Regions from separate parts of the Homo sapiens genome. Here region 1 is linked to region 2. Evidence: read pairs that join two places in POLR2A ChIA-PET (ENCODE). Cell type or tissue: HepG2. All regions are shown on one strand. Each heading gives the region's core, and the rest is flanking DNA. Links, peaks and the distances in the headings are about the cores only. Region 1 overlaps TF (transferrin). Region 2 overlaps TOPBP1 (DNA topoisomerase II binding protein 1).

The links. Peaks named below come from ENCODE experiments on the same cell type or tissue, not always from the same donor. Only the 100,000 strongest peaks of a DNase experiment are listed, where the experiment ranks them.
Region 1: POLR2A ChIA-PET joins it to region 2 with 5 read pairs; 3 of 35 experiments call an interaction of 5 or more read pairs at or near these places.

What each region holds. Positions count from the first base shown.
Region 1 is chr3:133,748,249-133,760,494 of GRCh38, forward strand. TF (transferrin) reads left to right here. Exons shown (of 17, transcript NM_001063.4): 2 at 164-336; 3 at 5,347-5,455; 4 at 6,247-6,423; 5 at 7,115-7,247; 6 at 8,034-8,089; 7 at 8,583-8,761; 8 at 9,521-9,698; 9 at 10,927-11,081. Among named protein-coding and RNA genes, the nearest start is that of TF, 8.0 kb to the left of the region's middle. In HepG2, for the core only: no CTCF peak of the experiment used is centred there; no DNase peak of the experiment used is centred there.
Region 2 is chr3:133,600,577-133,612,822 of GRCh38, forward strand. TOPBP1 (DNA topoisomerase II binding protein 1) reads right to left here. Exons shown (of 28, transcript NM_007027.4): 24 at 11,813-11,976; 25 at 10,428-10,565; 26 at 8,297-8,386; 27 at 7,959-8,120; 28 at 1-817. The coding sequence ends at 674. Among named protein-coding and RNA genes, the nearest start is that of CDV3, 33 kb to the left of the region's middle. In HepG2, for the core only: no CTCF peak of the experiment used is centred there; a DNase peak (open chromatin) is centred at 5,965.

The DNA of each region.
Region 1 (12,246 bases), core at 2,669-10,668, 150 kb after region 2:
AGACTCAGAATGCAGTAGAACTTGTGCCCTGTAGTGTTCATGGACAGGAGTGAGAGGAGGACAGGACTGAGGGGATGTGGCTGTCAAGGCCTTTCTAGGGGCGATGCTGTCTCTCCCTCAGCATAGGGAGTGGGCCCTTCCACCTCTGGCCTCTCTCCCCCAGGGCTGTGTCTGGCTGTCCCTGATAAAACTGTGAGATGGTGTGCAGTGTCGGAGCATGAGGCCACTAAGTGCCAGAGTTTCCGCGACCATATGAAAAGCGTCATTCCATCCGATGGTCCCAGTGTTGCTTGTGTGAAGAAAGCCTCCTACCTTGATTGCATCAGGGCCATTGCGGTAAGTCGCTGCTGCCTAAAAGAGAGTGGAAGAAAGCCATACTTTCTCTGTTTCCAGTCACTTTGGAACAATTCTTTACTCACAGGTAGGAGGCTGATATATGGGGCAGTCAACCTTGACTTACTAAAATCACTTCAAAAGTGGAAATGGGGAGGTTTTCTTTAATGTGTCTGGAAAGCAAAAGTCAAAAAGCACATTAACTTTTGCTTTCCAGACACAGTAGACGCAAGGGTGACTGTTTTGAGACCCTAGGTTCTCTGAACTTGGCGAAAATATAAGAATGCCTGCTATCAGGCTGGGCGCGGTGGCTCATGCCTGAAATCCTAGCACTTTGGGAGGCTGAGGCAGGTGGATCACCTGAGGTCAGGAGTTCGAGACCAGCCTGGCCAACATGGCGAAACCCCATCTCTACTAAAAAATATAAAAATTAGCTGGGCATGGTGGTGCATGCCTGTAATCCCAGCTACTTGGGAGGCTGAGGCAGGAGAATCACTTGAACCGGGGAGGCAGAGGTTGCAGTGAGCCAAGATCCTGCCACTGCACTCCAGCCTAGGTGACAGAGTGAGGCTCCATCTCAAAATAAATAAATAAATAAGAATGCCCACTATCAAAATTATTATATAACCTTCTTTGGCAGCTTTTGATACACAACTGGGAAGATGAGTGATGCATGCAGGGGGAAGAGTAAAGTGTCCTGATTGCAGGTGACAGCTGATCTTTTTGTTCTTAGGTCTACAAAAATGCTCTTCATTCTTTCAACGTTGCCCCTGCCCATCTGTACATGTCAGATCCTGTGCTGGGCAATGGGGCTGCAGTGGTGAATTAAACACATTGGTCCTTACCCTCAGGGAGCTCATGGGCTAGTCAGGAGAGCAGAAAAACACACGAATAAGTAAACTACTAATTCCAAAATGTGGGGATGTACAATGGAGGGAAAAAGGAGAGTGTTCTGACAGGGACTCACAGAAAAACCTGCTTTGTCCTGGGTGGTCAGAGACCATCTCTCTGAGAGAGATGTAATGAAGGACTGAGCCTGGGTGGGCTCCAGTGTAAAATACACCAGGCAGCAAACAAGAGCATATGCAAAGGGCCTGAGGCAGAGCAGAGTGGGCTTATTTAAGTTGCTAGTGGGAGGCCAGGGTGATGGGAGCTGTCAAAGATAAGCACAGCCAGATATTAGTTTAGGCAGTGACAATAGGTTTCATTCAGTAACTGCTGACAGTGGGGGAAAGAGCTAGGCTCCATTCTGATTTGTGCAGTGGTGATGTGAGCATTTTAAAGGGAGAATGAGGGAGGGGAGAACGCAGGGCTCTGTAGAGTCAGAGAAGTAAAAAGGTAGAAAGGGCTGGTCAGTGTAAATGTGAGGAGGCCAGCTGTGTCTGATAGCTGGCAGTTCTCTCGATTAGGACTCTATTCTCCCGCAGAGACTGCGAGACAGACACTCTATCCATCCTGATGATTGTGTTGCAAAGGAATGGCTCTCAGTCCTTGAGAGAGATGCTTGTGAGTTTCAAGAGATACATATTCACAGTTTTAAGTCCTTTTTAGTAAATTCTCTTGGAAAGGGAGGTCAGGGGCCTATCATCAGTTGTGTGTTGAGTAGAAGAAACAGGTACATTTTCCTGGCAGCACTGAGTTTTCTCAGGCAAGCACTTTAAGGGGAACCGGGCCATCCTAGGGACACAGATTTGTTCTGCTAGGAGCCATGCCAGAGTCTGGTCAGGTCTCTTAGTGCAGAGGTTTGGACAGATGTGTCAAGTGTGGGAAATTCTACAGTTCTCAGCACAAAGCAAGCAGTAGGTTAGCCGAAGGGAAAAGGTGGAAGAAACATCCAGATGCAGCCTGGCTTCCCTCAATCCCCGCGCTGGGGTTTTCCGTGTCTTTCTGCTGGCTTCCCCTTGGCTTCCCTCCAGCCTTCTCTCTGTAGCTTTCCCTCTTCTGGGTTTGGTTATTTTGACTTGTGAGAGCTTGCTTGATTATAATCCTGTCCCTCCCAGCTGGCGCAGGTTCCCCTGGGAACCCTGCAGCTCTAGGGCTGGACGCTGTGTTTTAGGCCTTAGCTCTTTGGCTCCCTGAGCCCCCGAGGCACCAGTGATTTCTTGGTGTCTTGGCAAAGAAAGACCAGGTTCCTGACCACTCTCCCAACCCCACTGCAATGGGCAAAGCTCTCGTTTGTTTGCTTCATTTTTTAAAAAATATATATATATTTTATTATACTTTAAGTTCTAGGGTACAAGTGCACAACATGCAGGTTTGTTACATATGTACACATGTGCCATGTTGGTGTGCTGCACCCTGTTTGCTTCATTTTTATTCAACAATGTGAGGACTGGGGAAGGGAAGGTGTTTGCAGATTAAACAAAACCACGAAGTGTGTTTCATATATAAGGTCTAGTTGTTGTGGAACAGAAAGGCCCATGATGTCTGTTAATTTTGTTTTGTATTGTGGTATATTAAAAATATGTTTTACAACCCAAATATCCATTGATGAGTGAATAGATAAATAAAATGTGGTAAACACAAATGATGAAATATTTTTAGCCTTAAAAATAAATGAAACTCTGATATATGCTACACTGAGATGAACCTTGAAAACATAAGTGAAGCAAGCTAGATACAAAAGGACAAATATTGTAAGATTCCACTTTTTTTTTTTTTTTTTTTTTGAGACGGAGTTTCGCTCTGTCGCCCAGGCTGGAGTGCAGTGGCGCGATCTCGACTCACTGCAAGCTCCGCCTCCCGGGTTCACGCCATTCTCCTGCCTCAGCCTCCCGTGTAGCTGGGACTACAGGCGCGCGCCACCATGCCCGGCTAATTTTTGTATTTTTAGTAGAGACGGGGTTTCACCGTGTTAGCCAGTATGGTCTCGATCTCCTGACCTCGTGATCCGCCCGTCTCGGCCTCCCAAAGTTCCACTTTTATGAAGTATCTAGAATAGTCAAATTTATAGAAACAGAAAGTAGCATAATGACTACCAGGGGCTGGAGTGGGGGAGAAATAGGAGGTAATTGTTTAATGTGTAAAGAGTTTCAGTTTCTGGAGATGGATAGATGTGATGGCTATAAAACAACGTGAATGCATGTACTTAATGCCACTAAAATGTACACTTGAAAATGGTTAAAATTGGCTGGGTGCGGTGGCTCACGCCTGTAATCCCAGCACTTTGGGAGGCCGAGGCGGGTGGATCACCTGAGGTCAGGAGTTTGAGACCAGCCTGGCCAACATGGTGAAACCCCATCTCTACTAAAAAAAATACAAAAATTAGCCGGGTGTGATGGCAGGCGCCTTAATCCCAGCTACTTGGGAGGCAGAGGCAGGAGAATCGTTTGAACCCTGGAGGCAGAGGTTACAGTGAGCCGAGATTGAGCCATTGCACTCAAGCCTGAGGGACAAGAGCGAGACTGCTGATATAGTTTGTCTTACAACATATTTTATTTCATTTAGAAATACTATTGTCTTATTACTTGATTGTAACACAACAAAGTTCATGGAACTATAGCTTTTGCTTTGTAATTTTTTTTTTTTTTTTTGAGAGTCTTGCTCTGTCACCTAGGCTAGAGTGCAGTGGTACAATCTCGGCTCACTGCAACCTCTGCATCCCAGGTTCAAGCGATTCTCCTGCCTCAGCTTCCCAAGTGGCTGGTATTACAGGCATGTGCCACCAAGCCCAGCTAATTTTTGTTTGTTTGTTTTGGTAGAGACAGTGTTTCACCATATTGGCTAGGCTGGTCTCGAACTCCTAACCTCAGGTGATCCACTTGCCTAGGCTTCCCAAAGTGCTGGAAGTACAAGGTATGAGCCACTATACCTGGCCTGCTTTGTAATTTGATCAATAAGAAATCTTCATAGAGAACTGGCAAGGGCTTCTGGAAAAATCATTTTGATTAAAGACATTTAAAACAAAAAAGGAGTAAAACTATGTGTTTAAGTGTCTAAATAAAAGATGGTTGGGCTCACTTTAAGGATTTACATAAAAAGAAAATAAATTATAGATCTAGTAAGAAGGCAGCTATAATATTTCAAGGGACCTGTTGATGTAAAGATGAGGGCTTACAGAAGCACAAAGTCAAAAAGGAACATAACCTGAAGTAACAGTGTAATGATAAGAAATAAACCCGGAATGTCTGCACTGAAATCCCAGCTCCATGACTTACTGGCTATGTGGCCCAGGGAAGTGACTTAACCTTTCTGTGCCTCATATTTCTCACTTGTAAAATGGAGCTGAGAGAGAAAGAGAGATGAGCTGCCCATGTGTTGGAGTAGACAATTATACCAGAGATGAGCAAAAATGGAAATAATAATCAAGCTTTTGATCATTCAGTACATAGTATCACCAAGAAGCTAAACCCAGAGAAAGTGCCCAATCCCTCAGCAAAAGGGTCATGCAGTTTTATGGACCCAGGACAGGAAGGAAGAGCATTGAGTACTGAGTCAGAGTGAAGACGAATGTTTTCAAGGTTCCCATCTTCCCCCAGAAAAAAAATCTCCACAGAAGCACCTGAGGAAGACCTCAAAGGAAGTCTCAAAATAAAGAGGGCTCTGAGCAAAGGTCATGGGCTAGGAATGAAAACAGGTGTAAGAAGAGCGTGGCCAGCCCAAGAGAGCTGTGTCCTTGACAGCAGAGTCCCCTCCAGAGACTGCATTGCACTGGCTGTGCTCTGAGTCTGGGGTGGCGAGGGCGGCTTTCTCCCACGGAGCCTGCCAGGTTAAGCCTTCGTAATTGCCTACGGTAAAGTCACGTAGGATTTTTGGCCAGGAGCTGGGCACCTCACCGGGGAAAAGAGAAACACAATCCATCACTCCCTCTATGCAGAAGGAATAGGAATGTGGTGGCTAAGTGCCCTTGCGAGGGAGACAGAGTCAACTGAAGCCAGCAGGGCTGTGCGTGGTCTAGTCAAGTTCTGGCCCTGGGTCCGTGGAGTCCTGGTAGCCACTCTCTACTTGTGTGGGTTGAGGTGGGCCTTCCTTGGAAGTCAAGGCTTCATCCAGGACTGGCCTGTTCTCTTTCAGGCAAACGAAGCGGATGCTGTGACACTGGATGCAGGTTTGGTGTATGATGCTTACCTGGCTCCCAATAACCTGAAGCCTGTGGTGGCAGAGTTCTATGGGTCAAAAGAGGGTAAGTTCTCCCTGGGACCCCAGGAAGGAGTTGTCATCCTTATTCTATATGCTGAGTGCTGTGTTTTACAGGCAGGTTTTGGATATCAGATATAATGAACATTCATCTTTGGAGAGTGAGTAGAGAATGAGGGGCCCTGTCAGCTGCCACAGCCACACATCAAGGCCTCTGGGGGCTTTGGGCTGGCTGAGGACTGGTGCTCCTAAAACTGAGCCCTGGGCCAGGGGCATATGCTTATCAGAGAAACACAGCAGGCTGTGTGCAGCTTGACCTGAAGGCTACTGCGGTCTACTGATATGTCTAGGGTCCCTGGAGGCCTCTGGAGCCATAGGTACCACTCACACAGGAGGGGTCACTCTGGAGCACACACTCAGAGGCCAGCAGCCCTGCAAGTCTTCTGAGATCAACCTGACTGTCTCTGGGCCTGTGCCAGGGGACATGAAATACTTTGATGGGCCTCTGTTACCACAGCTCCAGTTTCCTGGTGGCTGAGGTTGGTAGGTGTAGGCAGACACGCTGCAGGGCCAGGGGAGGCAAAGCATTCAGGACACATGTGCGTGTGGCCTTCTTGCCCCTGTTTGCCTGGAGGGGTAATATTATAAATATTCCTTCTATGGTCTTCTCTCTCCCCTGCAACCCTAGGAAGGTTTTCCTGATTCCCCACTCCTTATCGCCCAGTCCAGTAAAAGCATGGCCTCTCCGCTCCCCTCCCTCCTCAAGAGTCCGGTGGTGATGAGCCATGTTTCCCTGCACCAGGCTGAGGGCCTTCCATTCACACTGTGCCTTTGCAGATCCACAGACTTTCTATTATGCTGTTGCTGTGGTGAAGAAGGATAGTGGCTTCCAGATGAACCAGCTTCGAGGCAAGAAGTCCTGCCACACGGGTCTAGGCAGGTCCGCTGGGTGGAACATCCCCATAGGCTTACTTTACTGTGACTTACCTGAGCCACGTAAACCTCTTGAGAAAGGTAAGCTGGCAGGAGTCTGGGTGCCCTCGAGCAGCTGCCTCTGCTCCAGATGCCCACACAGGCTGCACTAGACAGTCACCATCAGCAGACATGTGGGATGAACTCAGGTGGGGGAAAGAGGTTAACAGACTTTAAACTGGCAGGTCTGCTGCACCAGCAGCACTTGGGAGGTGGAGCTGAGCTTTTTTCTGCTCTGAGCTTCCAAAACCCCAGCAGAGGCTGTTCTGATGAGTGAGGAAAGGGCGCAAGGCTCGGCAGAGGGTTTCAGTCTAGGCGATGGTGGTTCTCTTGTCCACTTCTCTGGATTTCTTTCCTGGAGGTTTCTCTGGAGCCCTGCACCTCTCTTAAGCAGTTCTCATGTCTGGGGCATGGATCCCAGAGGGGACCTCTCTCTGAGCTGTTCCAGCCTCTGACAAAGCAGGGAGAAGGTGCTCTGAGAAAGACCCGAGATAGGCCTTGGTTAGTGGGAAGCATAGGCCTGTTTCCTCTGATGGATGGTGGCCAGACAGAGGTCAACTTGTTCCTATTAGAAATCCTTGATCTTGATGAGTTAGCATAAGGGCAAGCTGGGGCTGCATGTGCTGGTTTGGTTTTAGTCCCCTCTGTTCCCTGATGGGCCTGGGTGGGGTGATGCCATTGGCTGTGGCCAGCCTCACTCATGCTCTGTTGTCCATTTCTCTGTGCTGAGCAGCAGTGGCCAATTTCTTCTCGGGCAGCTGTGCCCCTTGTGCGGATGGGACGGACTTCCCCCAGCTGTGTCAACTGTGTCCAGGGTGTGGCTGCTCCACCCTTAACCAATACTTCGGCTACTCGGGAGCCTTCAAGTGAGTGAGATGTCTGCTGCTCCATGGTGGCCAAAGTGCCAAATGTCCTCAGGGTGAGAGTTCTTTGCTGGTCCAAAGCCGAGCCCTGCCTGCCTACAGGGGCATCGAGGTGGCCTAATCCCCTCCCAGTGAGTCAGAAGCACAACCTGGGACTCCTAGGCCAAGCCAGCCCATGTTCCCTTTCATCTGACCCTGACAAGTAGGTCCTTTTCCTGGGGACCCTTCCTTTCTCCCCAGAGCCCTCAAGCCTGGTCAGTGTCTCCTCTCGGTGGATCGGGCAGAGCCTGAAAGGACAATCATGCCTCTAGTGTCTGGGCCCACTGTCCAGGGACTGGCCCTCTTCCCTCAATCTCAGCAGTGTTACCTGCTCAGCACACTGCCTGTCTCCTGCCCCCATCACCGTCTCTATCTGGGAAGCTGATTTCTTGCTTTCTCTTTTTACCTTGATTATATCCTAAAGTTTTACAACCAGCCAAAGGCACATTTTCACCCTCAGGAGACACTATACCATTATCTTCTATTCCAGAAGTTTAAAAGCTCTTTTCACATGAAAATATCTTCAGTTGCATTTTGCTTCTTTGGGTTATGAGGGCTTTTTATCTCGTGTGAGCTCATTCCCCCATCTCAGCACTACGCTGGAGGTCTGCACACCATGGTGTTGCTTCAGCTACGGGGCTGCACCAGGCTCTATCCTAGTGTGAGTGCTGGACAGTGTGATCAGACTCTCCAGGTGCAGGAGAAGGGCCTGCCCTGCAGGAGCCCTGCTGATGTGTTTCTTTGACCCAGGTGTCTGAAGGATGGTGCTGGGGATGTGGCCTTTGTCAAGCACTCGACTATATTTGGTAAGAATGGGACAAGAATCCACCAGGGCCACTCCAAGTAGTGGGTGTTCTTTTTCTGTGTTCCCTTTTTCATGCTCAGTAATTGGAAATGAGCATACTGTATTTCTCCTTTATCATTGCCTGGGTTTCCACCTGTGCAGAGTTAGGTACCTACGGGGTCCCCATCTGGATTCCTGGGCCTCTTTCCATCATTCAATCTCTCCACACGGTGCCTCTGCCTCTGGGGTAGTGTTGCCATAACCAAAGACTGGGGGTTGGTGCTGCTAAGATCAGGCTCATGGTGGAATGAGGAGCAATCACTGCTACATGGGCATCAGAAGCCTTTACCTGGCTGTGGGCTCTTGAGCGAGTCATTCTCCCGCATGTTCTCTGGCCTTCAGTGCTCACTCCAGACCTCTCAGCTCATACTTTCTATGATCAATTGAATTTCAAGGATGGGCACCACAGCCCATGGCTCTCCTGTGTTAAGCTCACCTGGGCTTTCCCTCCCCAGAGAACTTGGCAAACAAGGCTGACAGGGACCAGTATGAGCTGCTTTGCCTGGACAACACCCGGAAGCCGGTAGATGAATACAAGGACTGCCACTTGGCCCAGGTCCCTTCTCATACCGTCGTGGCCCGAAGTATGGGCGGCAAGGAGGACTTGATCTGGGAGCTTCTCAACCAGGCCCAGGTATCCCCACCTGCCATCCTCCCCTCCAGCTTAGTGCTCCCTGCTTGGATTTGGGGGTTTTCCTCCTGGCCATCTTGTCACTCTGGAAGTCTGTGTGTTCAGGATACAGTGGGAGCCATGCCACATGTCACTAAGTTCTCTAAAAGCTGGGACTCCCCACAGAGCAGCAGGGAGCCTGCTGTGGTGCTACCGTCTGCCGCCCTTGCCTTTCTGGCTGGTGACACCTGAAGAGGCTCTGTATTGCTCTGTTGCATTCCTTTCTACCTAAACTTCAAGGCCCAAAGCTAAACCCCTCCCCAAGGAGGCTTTCCATGACCCTCCCAGAAGGAAATGGTCTCTCTCCCCATGCCCCTCAGCCCGGCTGTGAGGGGGCTGCCTGCACAGCGGCTTTACTTCCCAAGAGCTGTGTGATTTGGGCTCAGCCAGCTTCCTCTTGCCGAGCCGTCCCATCTGTCCACTGAGAGTTTGACTGGTAACCACACAGGGCAGCCTCTGGATTAGCCACGTTTCTTGTTCTCACCGATGTCTCAACCCGTTCCGGGAGACAGGCACAGAAGCAGGTTCAGGCAAATCGCGGACCCACGAGGGCTACAGGCAGAGGAAGTGCTGGGTGAGCAGGAGCAGGTCCGACTGCCCTCTCTCCTGGCATCTTGAACTTTTTCATGTTGTTTCCTGCAGAGATTTCTTTTCTCTTCAGTCCCATTTCTCAGCCTCCTTTCTTCTGTGTTGCCATCCACTATTCTGTTTTTCTATGAACAGGAACATTTTGGCAAAGACAAATCAAAAGAATTCCAACTATTCAGCTCTCCTCATGGGAAGGACCTGCTGTTTAAGGACTCTGCCCACGGGTTTTTAAAAGTCCCCCCCAGGATGGATGCCAAGATGTACCTGGGCTATGAGTATGTCACTGCCATCCGGAATCTACGGGAAGGCACATGTGAGTACCTGGGAAGAACCAGGTGACCACAAGCACTTGGGAAACCTGGTGAGCACAGGGGCCAGAGATTGAGTCTTTTCAGGGACCTGCACGCCTCTCCTGATGCTCCTTTTTCTGACCTGTCTGTGAGCCCAGTGTTAGACTGATGCTGAATGGCGTTAGTCATTATGAGATGGCCTTGATGTCACCATGGGCTTTACAGGAAATCCACATTTAAAATGACGTGGGTTGGTTCCAGTATTTCCTTTGCATCAATCAGGACTGCCTTACCTACTCTGTGAAGGCAATTAGCTTATCACAGAGTAAGTGAAATAGAACAAAATTGCTATATATTGCACATCTCCAGCCAGTCAACATGTACCATAATGAAGAGGTGCTCTAAGAGAGGTTGATCCCAGTCCTGGATTTCACTGAGTCACTGTGGTTTTGCTTGACCATTCATTTATTCAGCAGACATTTATTGAACATCTAGCCATATGCTCTGCTAGGTGCTGGACATAGGATGGCATGACAAATATATATTTGATTCTGTTGTCCTGGAAATTTCAAACTGGGGAGAAGATAAATGTTTAATGAATAGTCATGCTATTGGATGATGAATTACAAAGTAAGAGATATGTTTAAAAGGGGAAAAATATGACAACAAAATACCATGGCCCTATGAGACTGCAAAACAAAGAAAAATAGGCCCTGGACTTGGCGTTAAGGCAAAGCTTCCTTGAGGAAGTGACTCTTGAGCTCAGTCTGAAAGATGAGCAGATGTACATTTATTCATCAGACATTTATTATGCTGACCATGTGCTAGCATTGCCCTAACCCTGAGGATGCCCTGGTGAACAAGACAGGCAGGGCCCTTTCTGTGTTGGAGCTTCTGTTCTCCTGCAGAAAACCTGACAATAAACAATGAACATATAAATAAGAACACCTCCAGTAGTTAAGTGCTATCTGAAAAACAAGAAGGAAAAAAACAGCCAGAGGTCATATAGTGCCCAGAGGCTGGAGAGGAAAGTTGGCTTCTCGGAAGACATAAAAAACTAAATTTAAATGAGAAGTCAACCAAGAGATTGTGCATTGACTTTGCTTTCTAAGGTGATTAATTCCTTGAATGGGGTCTGTTTGTTTATTGCTGGCAAATCCCAGCATTTGCATGAAGACAGTGAGTAGTGCTGACAAACACCAGGCAACAGCTAGGGCCGCTTCTGATCTTTGTTCTTTTTTTATGCCATAGGCCCAGAAGCCCCAACAGATGAATGCAAGCCTGTGAAGTGGTGTGCGCTGAGCCACCACGAGAGGCTCAAGTGTGATGAGTGGAGTGTTAACAGTGTAGGGAAAATAGAGTGTGTATCAGCAGAGACCACCGAAGACTGCATCGCCAAGATCATGGTATGTCACTCCAGCCTTCCTAGGGCAGCGTCCCTGTCATTGCTGCCTGCTGGCCCCCAAGACTGAGCTAGGGAGTGTTCCTGGGAATGATGCAAAAACCTGGCTCCCAGGAACCTTGCCCTGACTATGTGAGCACAGCCCCACCGGAGGTTCAGAATCTTTGAGCTTGTGGATCTGAAGGGTGCCCACAGGGCTCAGTTTCCTCCTTGTATGAGTGTATGGTGAAAGGGCAGGCTGAGCAGTGCCTGCTTAGGGAGGCTGGACCATGGTGTGGGTGTCCTGAGACCAGTGGTGTGCCACGATCACTGAGATAAGATCCTGAGTACATGGTAGGATCCAATCAGGTACAAATTTGCTTTGTTGATCAAAAGAGTATCCTAGCCTGGCATGGTGGCATGCACCTGTAGTCCCAGCTACTTCGAAAGCTGAGGCAGGAGGATTGCTTGAGCCCAGGAGTTCAGGGCTAGCAACTTAGCAGGACCTTGTCTCTAACAACATTTTTTTTTTAAGAAAGAATATTCCATGTTGGCTTACAGAGAATTTTTAAAATCCTGAATGATATAAAGAAGAAATAAAAAGTACTTATAATCATGTAATTCAGAGAAAATTCCCTTATTGGGATCATTTCATGTAGGTTGCTTGCTACCTTTTACTCACTCACAGTATCTAGTAAGCTTTTCCCATATCATAAATCATTCTTGTAAAACCTAATCTGGAGCTTCTGTGTTAGTGCACACATCGAGATGGGGGAGTATGGTTTGCCTAGAGAGAACATGAAGTGCCAAGCTCCACTCCCCCTCCTCCCCACATTTCTTGCCCTCTGTGTCTCTTCCATTTGGCTATTCTTGAGTTGGATCCTTTATAATAAATCAGCAAATATATTGAAACAAAGATGCATATTATAAAGGTACTTCCTGCCATTGTCAACAGATTTTTGCTGAAATATGTTAATTCTACTTTTTGAGCACTTATGAATAACCATGTATCTTCAGAACTATCTACCATGAAGCAAAAAGGGACCATCAAGCTCATTATTTTATATTTCATACAATTTATAGATATCACTTTATGCTATTTTAACATATATTCCATTTTAATTTTTGTCTGAGTCAAGACAAGAAAAACCAAACTAAGTTAAAGCAAAGCCTACAAATTCAAAACCTGA
Region 2 (12,246 bases), core at 2,833-10,832:
TGCTTCAACAGAAGAACAGATGCCAGGGTGCTCTTTTAAAAAATTTATCTATGTAAACACATCTTAATACTAATTTGAGTTACTACTTTTATTCTTTATTGTCACATTTTCCAAGTTTTGCGCATTCAAACTTGGCAAACATCATGGAGATTTGTACAAACATACATATACATATATACACACATATTTATAGCCCCAGCTTCCTCATTAAACCTTGTGCTCAGGCTCCTGTTAAAAGAGGTAAAATGGTGAGAAGATAAAAATCAGGGAAAACATGAATAAATGCTGACTGACAAATCTTGTTGTTATGAATTTGTAAGGCAGACATTTTAAAGCAAAATCCATTACCTTGCTAAAATTTCCACTAAGCTACAGCTTCAGATATTTACAAGAAAAATAAATATCTTTTAACAGACTTCAATGTGGTTTAACAGCAAGCTAGCTGAGGAGTTGTATTTTGTTGTTATTTCAGGTAACTTTTTATTAAGAAACAGTTAATATTTCAGTGATTACAATTTCAGGTGTTCAAAACTCAAGAAGGGTCATCATTATACTCTGAAGCAGAATTCTTCAGGTACTCATCTTTAAATTACTACCCAAATCTATCACAGTCACATTCAGGCTTTCAATTTTTAAAAACATTTAATGTTTGGTAACTAAAGGGTAGATGCGATTAGTGTACTCTAGGTCGTTTGATTTTATTTTTTTCTGTAGGAGCTTTCCTCTTTTGTGATAATCCAGTCCCAAGTTCCTTATTATTCTGAATAAATGAAATAGCTTCTGGTAGACAGTAATTTTCTACATGAGGAGGTGATTCCTATAAAAGGAAAAATAAGTGATTTTTTAAAATGATTTCAAACATTTACGTGATCTGGTAATAGATTTTTTCTTTAAATCTCAGACCTCTCAGGGATGAATCTGACAAACTTAAAGGAAAACGCATATTCATTCCTAGGTTCCAGCAAATTAAACAAAATGGACCCTGTGGGACAAAGTCTCACCTTTTATCAAAGAAATACGTGTATGGTTCAGGTAGAGTGGGACTAGCTCAGATCTTACAAACATTTCATATCGGTGTTTTTAATCCCCATTTTTGAGATAAAATAAAAAAGGTTAAATGAAAACAACCAATGTCACATAACTAGCAGGTAGCAAAGCCAAATTTCATAACTGATCTGACTCCAAAACCCTTGCATTTTCCCCCCACAACCATTTCCCAACATAGAAATGGATCTTTTCCTCCTTATTATAAGTGTAATAAAACTTAATTTTCTAGCAATATGGCAGACTGGGCAACCTGAAAATGAATCACCACAAAATACCAAGTAAGTGCCTTTTGATTCAATTCTTCCATGGATAACAGCTACAAATTCTGACCAAAATATATTAAAAGCAACCATAGAGCCTGGAGAATAAACGAACCAAGCAAATGGGGGGCTGGGGACGCAAACACAGTGTATGAAGTAAACTGCCTGTTAAACAACACAGTACTCTTTGGAGGAGCAAAGGAACAATAGAACCTAGAGTTTCTTTTTTAGGGGGAGATAAGGGTCTTGCTGTGTTGCCCAGGCTGGTGGCTGGTCTCAAAAATGACACATTGAATACAAGGGAACAATTCAAATGACCATCACTGATTTCTCAACAGAAACAATGGAGGCCAGCAGACAGTGAAGTCTTTAATAGAAGAAAAAAACCTGTCAATCTATAATTCTGTATCCTGCAAAACTGTCCTTCAACAATGAAGGTAGAATAGACATTTCATACAACAGAAAGCTAGAATTGATCCCCAATCAACCTGCACTCCAAACTAAAGTTAGTTCTTCAGGCTGAAGGAAAATGTTATCAGATGGAAACTCAGATCTTCAGGGAAAACTGACACTCAAACTGGTATACATGAGGGTAATTATAAAATACCATTTTTTATTTTAGTTTCCTCAAAATGCACAGAATTGTTAAAAGCAAAACCTATTTAAAGTAAAATCTTATTTGGGGCTATAAGATGTAGATGTAAAATATATGACAACTACTGCATAAAGCAGAGGTCAGCACACTTTCTGTAAAGGCTCAGACAGAAACATTTTAGATTTTGTGGGATAGATGATTTGTGCTGAAACTACTTAACTCTGCCATTATAGTGCAAAAGCAGCCATAGAAAATACATAAATGAATGAGTATGGCTGTTTTCCAACAAACCTTTATTTATAAAATAGGCAGTGGGCCAGGTTTGGCCAGGTGGCTATAGTTTACTGACCCCTGGTATAAAGGACAGGGGAAGCAAATGAACCAACTTGGATGCAAGAGATCTACCTTTTTTCATTTTTTTTTTTTTTTTTTTTGAGACAGAGTTTCGCTCTTGTCACCTAGGCTGGAGTGCAGAGGCACGATCTTGGCTCACTGCAGCCTCCGCCTCACAGGTTCAAGTGATTCTCCTGCCTCAGCCTCCCAAGCAGCTGGGATTACAGGTGTGCGCCACGACACCCAGCTAATTTTTGTATTTTTAGTAGAGACACGGTTTCACCATATTGGCCAGGCTGGTCTCGAAATCCTGACCTCAGGTGATCTGCCCACCTTGGCCTCCCAAAGTGCTGGGATTACAGGCGTGAGCCACCATGCCCGGCCTCAGGAAGTAATTTGTAATCTACATATAAACACTTCTCCCTCCAAAAGGTAAATATATTTTTGCTTTAGAAGGCCAATGGATAAAATAAAATTCTAAAAATATTAAACTAATACAAAAAAAGCCAAGAAAGACAAAGAAGAACAAGGACAAAGAACAAATAGAAAACAAACAGCAAAAAACCCCATCCCTAAATCCAATCATATCAATAATTACATGATGGACTAAACACTCCAAAGAAAAAAAAAGCAAGGCCCAACTATATCCTATCTACAAGAAAGCCATTTTAAATATATGACACAGACAAGTTTAAAATTAAAAACCATGCAAAGAGATATCATGACACAGAGTAAACAGGAAAAGGCTATATTAACCTCAGATAATGTACATTCAAGGCGGAGTAAGCCCAGAGATACGTGTTATAACAAAGGATCAATATGTGAAAATCAAAGAAATTATATATGGGTAAACAACTAGCAACAAAGTTTGAAATAAATGGGGTAAAAGCTGACAAAATTAAAGAGAAAAAACAGACAATTCCACAAACAGCTGGAGATTTTAGTATCAGTAATTGATATAACTAAACAAACAAAAAAACCCACATACACAGAAAATCTGATCAACATTATCAACCATATTAACCTATTTGATATTTTTAGAACACAACACCCAACAGCTGCAGAATATAAAATCTTTCACATATATGATATGTTCATTAAGATAGATGAAGCTGGGTGATAAAACAAGTCTCAATAACTTTAAAAGAATTAAAATTATAGAGTATTTTCTGTGATTACAATGGAATTCAATGGGCAATCACAAATTAAAAAGATAGAAAAAAAAATCCTCTTATATTTAGGAACTAAACAACAGACTCCTAAATAAGCCAGTTATAAATGAACACAAGTTGACAATATCAGGAATAAACTTATTTATTTATTTATTTATTTATTTATTTTGAAACGGAGTCTTGCTCTGTTGCCCAAGCTGGAGTGCAGTGGCGTGATCTCGTCTCACTGCAACCTCTGCCTCCCAGGTTCAAGCGATTCTCCTGCCTCAGCCTCCCGAGTGGCTGGGACTACAGGCACACGCCACCACACCCCGCTAATTTTTTTGTATTTTTAGTAGAGACAGGGTTTCGCTATGTTGGCCAGGCTGGTCTCGAACCCCTGACCTCAAGTGATCTGCCCACCTCAGCCTCCTAAACTGTTGAGATTACAGGCGTGTGCTACCGTGCCCAGCCAGGAATAAACTTATTACACTAAAAGGATAATAAGAATATTATGAAGAACTTTATGCCAACAAATTTGATAAGATGAAATGGATATATTATTTGAAAAACACCAGTTATTAAAAACTGACATAAAATGAAACAGAAAATAGGAAAAGCGCTGTATCTAGTAAAGAAAATTCGTTACAAAAAACCACATATAAAGAAAACTCCAGGCCGGGTGCAGTGGCTCACGCCTGTAATCTCAGCACTTTGGGAGGCCAAGGTGGGCGGATCACCTGAGGTCAGCCTCAGGTCAGCCTGGACAACATGGTTAAAACCCCGTTTCTACTAAAAATACAAAAATTAGCCAGGTGTGTTGGCTCATGCCTGTAATCCCAGCTACTTGGGAGACTGAGGCAGGAGAATCACTTGAACCTAGGAGGTGGAGGTTGCAGTGAGCTGATATTGCCCCACTGCACTCCAGGCTGGGCGACAGAGCAAGACTCCATCTAAAAAATAAAAATACAAAAAAAGAAAACTCCAGTCCAGGTGGCTCATGCCTATAATCCTAGGACTTTGGGAAGCCGTGGGGATCACTTAAGCCCAGCATGGTGAAACCCCGTCTCTACCAAAAATACAAAAATTAGCTAAGACTGGTGGCGTGCGCTTGTAGTCCCAGCTACCCAGGAGGCTGAGGTGGAAGGATCATTTGAGCACAGGAAGTGGAGATTGCAGTGAGCTGAGATCAAGCCATTGCACTCCAGTGTGGGCAACAGAGCCAGACCGTGTCTCAAAAAAAAAAAAAAGAAAACTCCAGACCTTCAAACATTCAAGGAAGAAAGAGGCATCTTACACAAACTCTTCGAGAAAATCAAGGGAGAACTTCCCAACTTGTTTGTGATGCCAGCAAAACGCTAATACCAAAAGATGACAAAAACATTACAAAACAATGAGAATTACATACCAATATCCCACCCTGAAAACAATTTTAAAAATTTTTACTCAACTAAATCTAGCAATATATACAAAGATTAATATGGCGTGATCAAGTGGGACTGATACATGAAACTTAACATTTGAAAATGTAATTCCCCATAGTAATAGAAGGAAAGAGAAAAACCTTATAACAACTCCAACAGAAGTAGAAAAAGACATTTTATAAAAGTTAACCCCAATTAATGATGAAAAAGAAATCTTAGTAAACTAGGAATAAAAGGACTCTTCCTCAATCTGGAAAAAAAAATCTATGAAGACCCTATAGCTGGTGAAATATTGAACACTTTCCACCTAGGCTAGGGAATAAAGACAAGGAGGCCCAATCTCACCACTTCTATTCAGCAGCATACTTGAGGTCCTAGCCACATAAGACAACAAGAAATAAAAGGCATAAAGAAGGGAAAATCTACAAATCTCTTTGCAGATAAAATGATTGCTTATGTAGGAAAGCCTAAGGTACTAATTGTACTAAGTGAATTTTATTAAGATCATAGGGTATAAAAGACTGACAGGCAAGGCACAGTGGCTCACACCTGTAATCCCAGTACTTTGGGAGGCCGAGGCAGGTGGATTGCTTGAGACCAGCCTGGGCAACCTGGTGAAACCCTATCTCTACCCCTTCCCCTTGCCAAAAAAAAAATTAGCTGGGCATGGTGGCACATGGCTGTAGTCCTAGCTACTTGGGAGGCTGAGGTGGATCTCCTGGGCCTGGGAGGCAGAGGTTGCAGTAAGCCAAGATCACGCCACTGCACTCCAGCCTGGGCAACAGAGTGAGACCTTGCCTCAAAATAAATAAATAATAATATACAAAATTTATATTCTTTTGGATTGGCAGCAAATTGTAGAAAAAAATCTAAATGTAAATCTAGAAATTTTTATTTACAATAGCATCACAAAATAGGAATAAATTTAACAAAAGATAGGTAAGTTCCCTTACTGAAAAACCACAAAATGTTGCTGAGAGAAATTAAAGAAGACCTAAATAGAGACATTCTAGGTTTATGGAATAGAATGCTCAACACTGTAAAGATGTTTACTGTCCTCAAGTTGGTCTATAGAGTCAGTGCAATCCTAATCTTAACCACTCTAGGCCTTTTTTTTTTTTTTTTTTTTGTAGAAACTAACAAGCTGAGTCTAAAGTCCATATGGAAATGCAAAGGACATGGAACAGCTAAATAACCTTGAAAAAGACAACTAAAATTGTAGTCTTAATACTAGCTTCAAAAGTTGCTGTACAGCTACAGTAATCAAGACACAGTAGGAAAGGTATCAACAAGTAGATAATGAAACAGAATAGAGACTCACAAAAATACGATCATTTGATTTTTTATCAAGATGCCAAAGCTTTTGTGGGAAAGGAAAATCTGTTCAACAAATGGTGCTAGAACACCTAGATATCTATATGGAAAAAAACCAGCCCTAGTCCATACCTCAGAGCATTAAGAAAAATTAATTTGTAATAGGTCATAGAGCTAAACATAAAAGCTAAAACAATAACTTTTTAGAAAAAAATATTAAATACACACACACACACCAACAAACAAACAAACAAACAAAGAGACCATGAAAGAAAAAGTGCTCGATGTCATTAGTCATCAGGGAAATACAAATTACAAACACTCTGTACAAATTACAATGTGCTCCCACTATAAACCTACCGCATGGCTAAAAATCAAATGACTGCCAACACTAAATGTTGGCAAAATATGGAATAACCAGAAGGCTTACACAGATTGAGTATCCCTTATCTGAAGTGCTTAGAATCAGAAGTATTTCAGATTTTGGAATATTTATATTTACTGGTTGAGCAACCGAAACCCAGAAATCAGAAATGTTTACGATTTTGTACCATTTCTAACTTTTGGATTTGGGATGCTCAATCTGTATATTATTGGTGGAAAGTGTAAAATGGTAAAAATCCCTGTATATTTTTAGTAGCTTTACTAATGATAACCAAGATGACAAACAGCTACTAAAAATATACAGGCTTTTTTATGGACATATTTTTTCATTTTTCCTGGGTAAATAGGACAGAATTGCTGTGTAATAGAATAAGTAAATATTTCGTTTTTTAAGAAGCTGCCAGGCCTTTTGTCAAAGGGATTTTTACCATTTTACACTTCCCACCAATAATGTACAGATTGAGCATCTCAAATCCAAAAGTTAGAAATGGTACAAAATCCTAAACTTTCGAGCACTTATGTGATGCTCAAGGGAAGTGCTTATTGGAACATTTCTGATTCCAGGAGTCCAAGGGTCCATCAATAGGAAAATGAATCAACTATGGTATATTCAGACAAAGAAATACTACTCAGCAATAAAAAGGAATGAACTACTGGTATACACTACAACTTGAATGAATGTCAAAAACATCACGTTGAGTGAAAACCTTAGATAAAATCGTGGATACTAATCAGTATGCCCTCTGCTCTATAACGGCTTCACATTTGTGTTTTAGGCATTCTATTAAATCCTGAGCAATCTCCAAGCACAGCAGCAAAATCACAAAGCTGACTTTGAGTGTTGGCCTCCCCTTATTTCTGTATCATCCCAGTTGAAATCCTTCATAGATTATGATTATGAAATCTAATCCTTATGATTATGTGTCATGCCTGCTGACTCCTGATGGCCTTTTGGGCACTCTGGTGTCAGAAGATTTTTCTTACCCCATTCAAATTACACAACACAGGCCAATTCTGAATATGAGAGTAGTAAGCCCACCATATAGCAAATGCTTAAATTTACCACAGTGTCTAACATAGGTATTTAATGTACATGAAAGCAAACAGTCAAGAAAACTAAAGGACCTTTGGATAAATGTTTCTCCTTGGACTCCTGGAATCGATTTCTGCTTTATATTCCAACATTTTAAAGGGTATTTTTAAAGCCTTTAGAGGTACCTAGATTTTTATACTCTTCTCATATTTAACTTCCAAGCTAAATGTTTACATAATATGTTCATTATAATAAAAAACACAAATAGAATAAAACTGAAAGGGCTGGAATAGAAGAGAATAACAGGAGACTAATCTTCTACTAATCATGAGCTGAAGGTTTTGTTGTGCAGTTACTTATCTATGCACATAAACGTATCTCTGGTAATGAGGAGGTCAAGGATAGAATCTCACAAACCTGCATGAGATAATCAGCAATGTATTCTGTTCTCAAGCAGTACACGTTCTGGGCAGCAGCTTCTGCTATATTAACTCCTGAGTCATCTGGTTTCAGTTTATTCAAGTCAGAAAAAAGATGTGTGGCCTCTTTAAATAAAGGTACAGAATGACCAGGTAGCACCTAATGAAAAAACAAGGTAGTATCACAATCTACCAGTATTCCAAAGTAGTTCAGCTGTATAATGTGTACTTAAGGATTACCATTTCAAAAAGTAGAGAAAATGAAGAACTCATCATAGCAATCTTGGTTAGATGATTATTCATGTAAAAAGGTCAGTAAATTAATTTGATACAAACCTTTGCTCCTCCTGACTGAAGAAGGCGTTTGAAGCCTGCTTCTCGAGACTGATCCACATGTAAAATAACCTTCCACCCACTAAATGCTCCCTACAAATAAAAAACAATCAGTGGTGAAATCATTTGGAAAATAACAAAATAATACAGATAATGCATGATTTTATCTGTAGACTTAGTTTTGTCAATAAATCTTATAAACTTTACTTTTGCCACAGTATAATTATCTCTGGCCAGAACACTGAAACGTGAATCCATGGTATCTGGCACATAGTAGGCCATCAAGAAATACGTGAGGAATGAAAAACCATTAATGATTAGGTAACATTAAAACAAAGCAGTGTGATTGATGTTTAGTCTTTTCTAGTATTTTTTTCTTTTGATTAATCAAGGGAAGAGCTTCAAGCAGAGCTCCTTAGGTTAGATGAAGCCTGCGTTTCACTTCTCTTAAAAATGTTTACAAACTGGAAACAAAATATTTAGGAAGGGAATAACAACTAACAAAAGCCAGTGGAATTACTCTAAAAGAGAGGGTATCATGGCTAATAAGGATTTGGAGATATCAGAGAACTTAGAATACAACATGAAAGACTATTTAACTCAGGGGTTCTGATAATGGTTTGGCTGTGTCCCCACCCAAAATCTCATCTTGAATTGTAATCCGAATGATAATCTCCAAGTGTTGGGGGAGGGACCTCGTGGGAGGTGATCAGATGGTGGGGGCAGTTCCCTCATGCTGTTCTCCTGATAGTGAGTTCTCAGGAGATCTGATGGTTTTATAAGGGGTTTTTCCCCACTTTGCTCTGCACTTCTCTCTCCTGCCACCATGTGAAGAAGGACGTGTTTGCTTCTTACATGACTGTAAGCTTCCTGAGGCCTCTGTAGCCATGTGGAACTGTGAGTCAATTAAACCTCTTTCCTTTATAAATGACCCAGTCTCAGGTGTTGCTTCATAGCAGCGTGAGAACGAACTAATACAATTAACCTTTTTGTAAGCCATGGATCCCTTTGGCAGTCTGGTCATTAGACTACTCTAAATAATAGCTGTATTGAGATATAATTCCCAAACCTTATGGGTGATTTTTAGAAAATGTTAAAATTAAAATATAAAGGATTACAAAAGGAAGCCATTTTATTGAAAGTTATCAAAATATTAAAAACAAATTTGTTGTGTAATTATAGATGTGCTTTATATTAAAGTAGCAGACAATAACTAATATGGCTTTCAGTGCTTTGACAAAACCTCAGATATGTGGTCTTCTGGCCAAGTGTCTGTGATTTCATATTGTGGGAGCATTCCTTATATCCCTGGGGTTGCAGCTCTCTGTTTGCTGTGGCTGAACCAAAACAGAAAGGACATGCTGATTTCTACAGAAGTTATGATTCCATGAAAGAATCTGAGATGAAGAGTGCTATTATGTTTCAGAGTGCAAAGTGATTTTGGAATATAAAGAATTTCTTTGGACTGAATCATTAATACACAGAAGTTTGTCTTTGACTTGTGTTCCTGAACTATGAAACATGAACATGTGGCCTAATAGTTTCTCTTGATAAATCAACAGTTAACAAATAATATAAATAACTAAAGTACTGATGAACACAAACAGTATTTCAAGATGCTTGCAATTACAATGCAAAACAGAAACATGTGATTTCTGTTAGTGCAAAATTACAGGTACAGTTGATAGTGTTGTGATTTGTTGCCTAGACCTTTCATTAAAGGAAGTGCTAGTTTTCTCAAAGCATGATGTAGGCTGATTAAAATTTAAAAAAAAAAAAAAAAAAGACCGGAAGTGCTAATTTTCAATTAGAGGTTAGTAAAAATAAGGATGTATTTTTCTCCCCATGCAAAGTACATGGCCTTCCCAGATTTGATCTACAAATTCCTTTGAGAAGGTCTGTGGACTCAGGTCAAGAACCCCTGACATTAGATGCTGAAAAGATTCTTTGGAAGAAATGCAATATGGGCCACATTTTACATATATAAATTATTTTTAAAAGAGCCATCAAAAATTTGGGGAAAAAAGACAAGTAGAATCATTATTTCCTGAAGCACATTCTCTTTTAAAAAAAATGTGAAAGAGTCACAATATTGAATGCTATTTGTATTACCTATATAATTGTGTTTTAATACCTCAACAATGCCAGATTCTTGTCTTTGCTGGATTTTTTTTCTCCATCTCATTGCTGCAAGTGCTAGTCTTCGTTGCTGTACATTGATTCCAGTCAGAACATCAAGTATGGAACTACTTCCCCATTCATAGTCTTCTTCCTAGAGAATTTGTCCAACAAACCTGAGTTGTTACAGTCTGGGGAGCCACTGTGCAACATACAGGGCTCCTCAAGGAGCCCAAAGTCTAATAACTGTTAAAGCTATACATTTAATTGTTACAAATACAGACAGTACTAAGTAAATATTGTTTTATGAGCATGGAGGAAATGTAGATTAGTTTCATATAAGAGTCAAGTATATTTGGCTTTTAATTAGAAATCAGAAAAATACCACATACATTTTTAAGAAACAAAATGATAGCTATATCTTGGCAACTGGTAATATTCAGATGGACAAATTTCACCTGCTGTAAGACTAACTTCATGAAAGGACACAGTCTCAGAGGAGGTATGTACTGATAACTTGATTATCTGTCTATGTAGTAAAGATGAAAGCTTACAATGAGATAATCTTGAAACTTTCTAAGAAAATGTTATTTCAATTAAAAACAACACTAACATTCAAATTAAATCATTTAAAAAGTGATTAAAGGTGAACCTGGCTCTGCGAAGTTTCGTTGTTTGGCTTTGTTATTGAAAAAGCTGGTATACTCTAACTGGCCATATTTGGTTATTTCAATTTTATGAGCAGTCAGCAAATGTGATGAAATCTGAGATTTACTTTTTTAAGTAAATAAATAAATTTGTCTGTTTCTTCCTTTAGAGACAGGGTCTTGATTTGACCTCCTGGGCTCAAGCAATCCTCCCACTTCAGCCTCCTAGGTAGCTGGGACTACAGATGGGAACCACCATGCCCAGCTAACTGTTTTTATTTTTTCTAGAGATGGAGTCTTGCTATGTTTCCCAGGCTGGTCTTGAACTCCTAGGTTCAAGCCATCCTCCTGCCTTGGCCTCCCAAAGTGCTGAAAGTGGCATGAGCCAGCCACTGCCAGCCAACACTTACTTTTTTTTTTTTTTTAGATAGGGTCTCACTCTTGTGGCCCAGGCTGGAGTACAATGGCATGATCTCGGCTCACTGCAACCTCTGCCTTCTGGGTTCAAGTGATTCTCCTGCCTCAGCCTCCTGAGTAACTGGGATTACAGGCACTCACCACCATGCCTGGCTAATCTTTGTAGTTTTAGTAGAGAGGGTTTCACCATGTTGGCCAGGCATGTCTCGAACTCCTGATCTCAGGTGATCCACCCACCTCGGCCTCCCAAAGTGCTAGGATAACAGGTGTGAGCCACTGCACCCGGTGGACACTTGCTTTTAAAGAAAAATAAACTTCCACAAATCTGAATACACACCTGCACGAAGTGTCCAGCAGTCCTGCAGGCTTCAAGGTAGGAGCGATGAAGCACCCACTTCCCAGCTGCCACTGAGGCTAAATACTTCTCGTTTCGAAGTGGATGTCCCACAACAATGTGTGTACAGGTGGGATCAAAGCACTGCTTTTCTATCACCAATCCACCTTAAGCAGAGAAAAATGGATTGTACTTTATTGATTCCCAACTTCTTTCTAGGAAAAATGTAATCTCAACTACGCATAGAAATTATTTATAAATAAAATGCCCCAAACCATTTAAACCAAAAAAACTTGACTTACTTAGAATTATTTTACTTTATATACATATATATATGTATTAAAATGTTTATTATGAACATTTTAAATACAAAAGTAAATAAAATAGTAAAATGAACCCCCACACATATACTAGCTACCTATATTCTAAAATTATCC